2 separate regions of the Homo sapiens genome follow, and region 1 is linked to region 2. The links are chromatin loops, found by intact Hi-C in ENCODE. Cell type or tissue: PC-3. All regions are shown on one strand. Links, peaks and the distances in the headings refer to the core of each region. The heading gives the core; the rest is flanking DNA. Region 1 has its middle 32 kb from the start of GCLC-AS1. Region 2 overlaps ELOVL5 (ELOVL fatty acid elongase 5).

Region 1 (2,924 bases), core at 147-2,646, 97 kb before region 2:
GAAGACATTCATACAGCCAAAAAACACATGAAAAAAAGCTCATCATCACTGGCCATCAGAGAAATGCAAATCAAAACCACAATGAGATACCATCTCACTCCAGTTAGAATGGTGATCATTAAAAAGTCAGGAAACAACAGGTGCTGGAGGGGATGTGGAGAAATAGGAACACTTTTACACTGTTGGTGGGACTGTAAACTAGTTCAACCATTGTGGATGTCACTGTGGCGATTCCTCAAGGATCTAGAACTAGAAATACCATTTCACCCAGCGATCCCATTACTGGGTATATACCCAAAGGATTATAAATCATGGTGCTGTAAAGACACATGCACACATATGTTTATTGCAGCACTATTCACAATAGCAAAGACTTGGAACCAAGCCAAATGTCCAACAATGATAGACTGGATTAAGAAAATGTGGCACATATACACCATGGAATACTATGCAGCCATAAAAAACGATGAGTCCATGTCCTTTGTAGGGACATGGATGAAGCTGGGAACCATCATTCTCAGCAAACTATCGCAAGGACAAAAAACCAAACACCGCATGTTCTCAGTCGTAGGTGGGAATTGAACAATGAGAACACATGGACACAGGAAGGGGAACATCACACACCGGGGACTGTTGTGGGGTGGGGGGAAGGGGGAGGGATAGCATTAGGAGATATACCTAATGCTAAATGACGAGTTAATGGGTGCAGCACACCAACATGGCACATGTATACATATGTAACAAACCTGCACGTTATGCACATGTACCCTAAAACTTAAAGTATAATAAAAAAAGAAAAGAAAAGAAAAAGCAGGAACTGGGAGATTGAGCCCACAAAACACTCTCATCCCCTAAAAGAAGTTCAGTGCTCATCAGCTGCTTCATTCTGTACTTCCACAATCTTTTCCCCATCTGTTTTCCCAACAGCTTAATATAGACATCTTTAAATATTTCCAAGGAGGGTGAATTGTTGCTTTGAAGTCTATCAAGACTTCATGCTTTTTTGTAGATATTGATAAACTGAGTCTAAAAGTTATATAGAAATGCAAAGGACCTAGAATAGCCAAAACAAAATCAAGTTAAAGGAATTGCACTACCTGACTTTAAGACTTACCACAAAGCTACAGTTAGTATATTATTGGCAAAGGGATAAACAGTACATCCAATAGGACAGAATAGAGCCTAGATGTAGAGCTACACGTATGCCGGAGTCGAATGATTTTTAAAAAGATATTAAGACACTCAATGGAGAAAGGAAAATCTTTTCAATATATGGTACTGAAATAAGTATCAAAATTAGGGCCCTGGTGGCGGTCGGGGGGAGAACTTTACCTCTATATTAAGCCACATGCAAAAATTAATTCTGGATGTATCATAAACGTAAATATAAGAGCTAAAACTATAAAGCTTCTAGAAGATAATATTTTAAAAATCTTCACAACCTTGTGTAGGCAATGGTTTCTTTAGAGAGAATGCAAGTATTAACCATAAAGGGAAATAATAAATTGTGACTTCATCAAAATTTAAAACTTTTATTCATCAAAAGACACTATTAAGATTAATAGACAAGTCAAAGTTCAGGAGAAAGTATTTACAACATATAAATCTGACAAAGGACTTTTGACTGGAATATATAAAGAACCCCTATAATGCAGCAATAAAAAGACAGCTCAGCTTTTAAATGAGCAAATATTTGAAAGGGCACTTCACAAAAGAAGATACATGAAAACCAGTGAGCACATGGAAAAGTGCTTAAGAGTATTAGTCACTGGGGAAAGGTAAATTAAAACTGCAGTAAGATGTCATTGCAAACTCACTAGAACGGTTAAAACATAAAAGATTAAAAACACCAATGTTCAGGAGGATGTGGAGCAAACAGAAATTTTGCCATTACTGGTGGAAATGTAAACTGTTTGGCACATTCTTAAAGAGTTAAAGGTATATCTGTCCTATGACCCAACAATTCTAATCCTAGTTTCCGAAGAAATGAAAACATTCATTCATTTCAAAAGAAATGAAAACATTCATTCATTTCAAAAGAAATGAAAACATTTGTCCAAATAAGCTCTGCATGAGAACGCTCATAGCAGTCTTACTCATCAGAGCCAAAGACTGGAAACAGCCCAGGTGTCCATGAATAGAATAAACTGTGGTATTTTCATACAATGCAATACTATTCAATAATGAAAAGAGACAAACTACTGATACATGTAAAAATCTGAATGAATCTCCGAAATTTTATACTGAGTGAAAAAAGTCAGATACAAAACAGTAATACTGTGTGATTTCAGATATATGAAGTTCTATAGCAGAAAAAAAACATCATGATGAAATCAGAATAGTGGTGGCTTCCAGAAGTGACAGGGATTGACTGGGAAGGGCGTGAGAGAACTTCTTAGTTGATGAAATACATCCGTATCTTGAGAGGGGTGTGAGCTGTATGGACATGTGCATTTGTTAACACTGGTTTAACTACACACCTAAGATCTCTTTATTTCACTGTCTTTAAATTATATCTTAATTTTTTAAAAAACACTCATTTCCTACAAACCACAATATCACACATTATCTACTTCTTTTATCCTTATGTTTTCATTAAAAAGTACATTAAGCCTTGAAGTTTATCCCATACTTATCTACCTCCTCTTTTGGCCTTTTGGACCATGGAAAGAGTTAACGATGAACATCGTATGAGAAAAGAGGGTCACTATGTCACTAGTCATAAATAACAGCCAACCAGAATACCAAGTAAATAAGTCAAATGACCAATTTCAAATAGAGGCAGAAAATCAAAAGGGAACCTACTACATTTACAAAGTGCAAATAATAAAGGCTAATGGACTATTATATAACTATTTTTAAATGATAAAGCTAAATATTTGGAAGAAACAGTCTCTTTTTTTCATTCTAAGGAAACAATGTAT
Region 2 (2,924 bases), core at 287-2,786:
GCCATTGTGGAGTCAGGTGTGCCATTTTCTTTTCTTTTTATTTTGTAATAACAGGTGTATCTCCTCATTTATAGTATCACCAATAGATAATTATTATACTCATAGGACAGATTGGAGTACTTGCCGTTAAAGAGTTTGGACTCTAAGGAGTTGCAGAGTTTGTTCCCATAATACCTGAACACAGAAGTATCTAGCTCATGTAAAAGTTGAAGTTGCTGTATACTAAATGAGTTGTCTAGACAGCAACAAGAGGGGCAGTGGAGTGGAAGTAGGCTTTGTAACACCTAATCTGGGCCTTGGAGAAAGGGTTGGAAATGAAGGCAAGAGGACAGGGAGGAAGGACCACAGATAACAGCCACTGGTGTGACTCTCCACTTGTTAGAAGGATGTTAGAAGGTGTTAGAAGGATGTCCTTCTCCAGCGATGGTTAAAAAGTGCTTTTTAATTAACTAGTAGCAGCCAAGGAGCAGGAAGTGGAGGCTTCTGTGTTGACCCTAAACGTATTTTTGTACAACAATTTGATTGTTGCAACATTTAAAAATTTCCCCTCCAATTATCCATTATACCGGAATGAGGTTGTTCTGCCTTCTTCAGCCGTGGAGCTAACCTGTGGCAGTGCTTTGTAGAATCTATCAGTGCCCCAGTTTTGCAGTTACTCATCTAAAACCCCAAATAGAGCTGTGTTTTTTGCCTTCGTGTATGATATATGGCAGGAAAAATGACTTTATCAGAGAATTACAAGAGTTTGTTACTTCCTTAGAATGGAGGTTAGAAAGTATAGGAATTCTGCAGGGGGAAGAAAGAGAATAAGCATAGATTCAGAGTGTTAGGATGACAGTACACAATCAGATGTACCACTGTTGGTGCGGTAGATATTTTTGAGCCAAGATTTAATCCAGAGTTATCATTTATTTAAATGCCAACACTTTAACATGAATTCTGTCGTCAAGTTACTTTCATTTCTAAAGCTTGTTAGTACTTGGATCTTCTTTCCTTTATGGTCTTCACGACATTTTGAATTTTAACATTCCTCAGCAAGGTGTGGTTTTATTTGGGAACTGATTTTCCCAACCTAGAAAAATCTTTTTAAATTCTAGAATCAGGGTTGTGACTACCAAATTAAAGCACCATTTAATTTTTCATTCTGTGTAACTGGCAGCCAACTTGAAGAATGTTCCCATGCCTGCCTAACGTTAACGAGTTGACTGATAAAAGTGATGGATGGGAATGAGAGAAGAGAAAATGCAAGGAAATCTCAGTCTGATTCCTTGCAGCACATGGGTTTGTAAACTCAGCTGACTCATTTTTAGGTGAACAATAACCGTTAAAAAAAAAGTAAAGCAGGATATGATGAAGTTAAGCTAGACAATAGCTAAACGTTTTTAAATCAAAAGGAATGTGACTTGACTGATACCACAGGAAAGGGAGCTTTCAAAGCAAGCTGACTGCTGCCTTAGAAGCCAGACAAACCAAGACTTGGCCCTAAAAATATCTTTACTGTTTTAGAGTCAGCAAACAGCCTGGTTGTGGGTTTAGGAAATAAACTTTTCTTTAATATAATTCTTATACCAACTCTTTACTATAATGTATATTTTTAAAAATCTTGATACCTTTTAAAACAGATTTGCCTTAAGATCCCAGTACTTTTCCTTTGCTGGGCAGCTTTGTCACTCTCTCCTACCCCAGGTAGAAATGGCCAAGATGCTTAATATTTGCACTCTCCTTGAGACGTACTTCATCTTGAGAATTGTGACTGTGCCTTCTCCTCATTAACCCCAACCACCTCCTTCCGTTGTTGCCACCTACCCCCATCCCCTCATGTTCTGTTGTCCTTGGGAGCCAAGTGGAAAGGAGGTGGAGGGGGACTGATTTGCTGTAAAGCTTATTGTAGTGTCTTTTTTCAAACATGCTTCTAGCAACTAGTTTGATTATTAGTTCAAAGTGAGCACTGATGTTGACTTAACCTCCCACACGTGATTCACCTGGGCATATACTTGCCCCTGGAGGGAGTTGAACAGTGGACAGATGGATTTTCCACATGAGCAGGACTCTCTTTAGGGCTTTGGGTTTTGTTCTTTGTTCTGCTCGTGTTAGTATTTCCAGGTTTTTGTATTCCAGGCTATGGTAGTTCCAGTCTTTCTCTCGAATTCAGGCCCAAGGATCCTAAAATTCTACAACACTTAGTATAGTACATGGGGAGGGAACTAGCCAGGAGCGCAGAACTGATCCATGGTGGTGGGGGTGAGTCAGACGAAGGTGTGCTGAACTCCCTCACACTCTCTTGCTCCTTTCAGCTGTATCTTTAAATATAGGGTAGTTTATAAAGAGAATGGTCAGCTCCAGTCAGTTTTTTGTAGTGAGATACTTAAAATGAGACACAATTATAATATAGTTGCATGGTTACCAAAAACACTCCAGAATCTTATAATGGGAAGCGGCTTTTTAAATTAGGAGTGTCTTTTGGAAAATGTGCGTTAAAAAGGAATTCTTTAAAATTGGTTCTAATTTACCTGCCCGTAATCCATTTTTACTGTCATTATTTTCTGTGTGTGGCTCTTGAACTAGTGAATAGCTTTGGAAGACTGTTTTCATTGGGACTTTTTTTCACTGGGCCCTGTTACTACTCCCTGTTGTAACCTGTAATTCTGGGAAGCCCCCTAGGTTGAGTGCAGGTCAGAGACTCCTGGTTAAAGAGGATGGGAATCGATGCTTTGGCTTGGTGTCAGCGTGGTCTTTTTCCTGGGAAGTGCTGGCCACTCCCAGCCCTGTCCATTTTCCTGTCAGTGTGTGGGGAACCAGCCAGATCAAAGAATAGCTTATTCTTTTGCTGCATGTAGGACTAAAGCTCCTTTTCCATGGAGCCTAGTGCCTGGGCTTGGTCCCTGCTAGTACAATTGTACAGAGCAGCTGTGTTCCCACTTGAC

Evidence for each region. Peaks named below come from ENCODE experiments on the same cell type or tissue, not always from the same donor. Only the 100,000 strongest peaks of a DNase experiment are listed, where the experiment ranks them.
Region 1: a loop joins it to region 2, with 7 times the contacts of the local background. A loop is called at or near these places in 2 of 110 quality-filtered maps.

What each region holds. Positions count from the first base shown.
Region 1 is chr6:53,397,926-53,400,849 of GRCh38, reverse strand. No RefSeq gene overlaps it. Among named protein-coding and RNA genes, the nearest start is that of GCLC-AS1, 32 kb to the left of the region's middle. In PC-3, for the core only: no CTCF peak of the experiment used is centred there; no DNase peak of the experiment used is centred there; H3K4me3 peaks cover 729 bases; H3K27ac peaks cover 1,741 bases.
Region 2 is chr6:53,301,307-53,304,230 of GRCh38, reverse strand. All of the region lies in intron 1 of ELOVL5 (ELOVL fatty acid elongase 5), which reads left to right. Among named protein-coding and RNA genes, the nearest start is that of MIR5685, 26 kb to the right of the region's middle. RefSeq lists an enhancer at 2,849-2,898. In PC-3, for the core only: no CTCF peak of the experiment used is centred there; a DNase peak (open chromatin) is centred at 1,350; H3K4me3 peaks cover 1,458 bases; H3K27ac peaks cover 2,500 bases.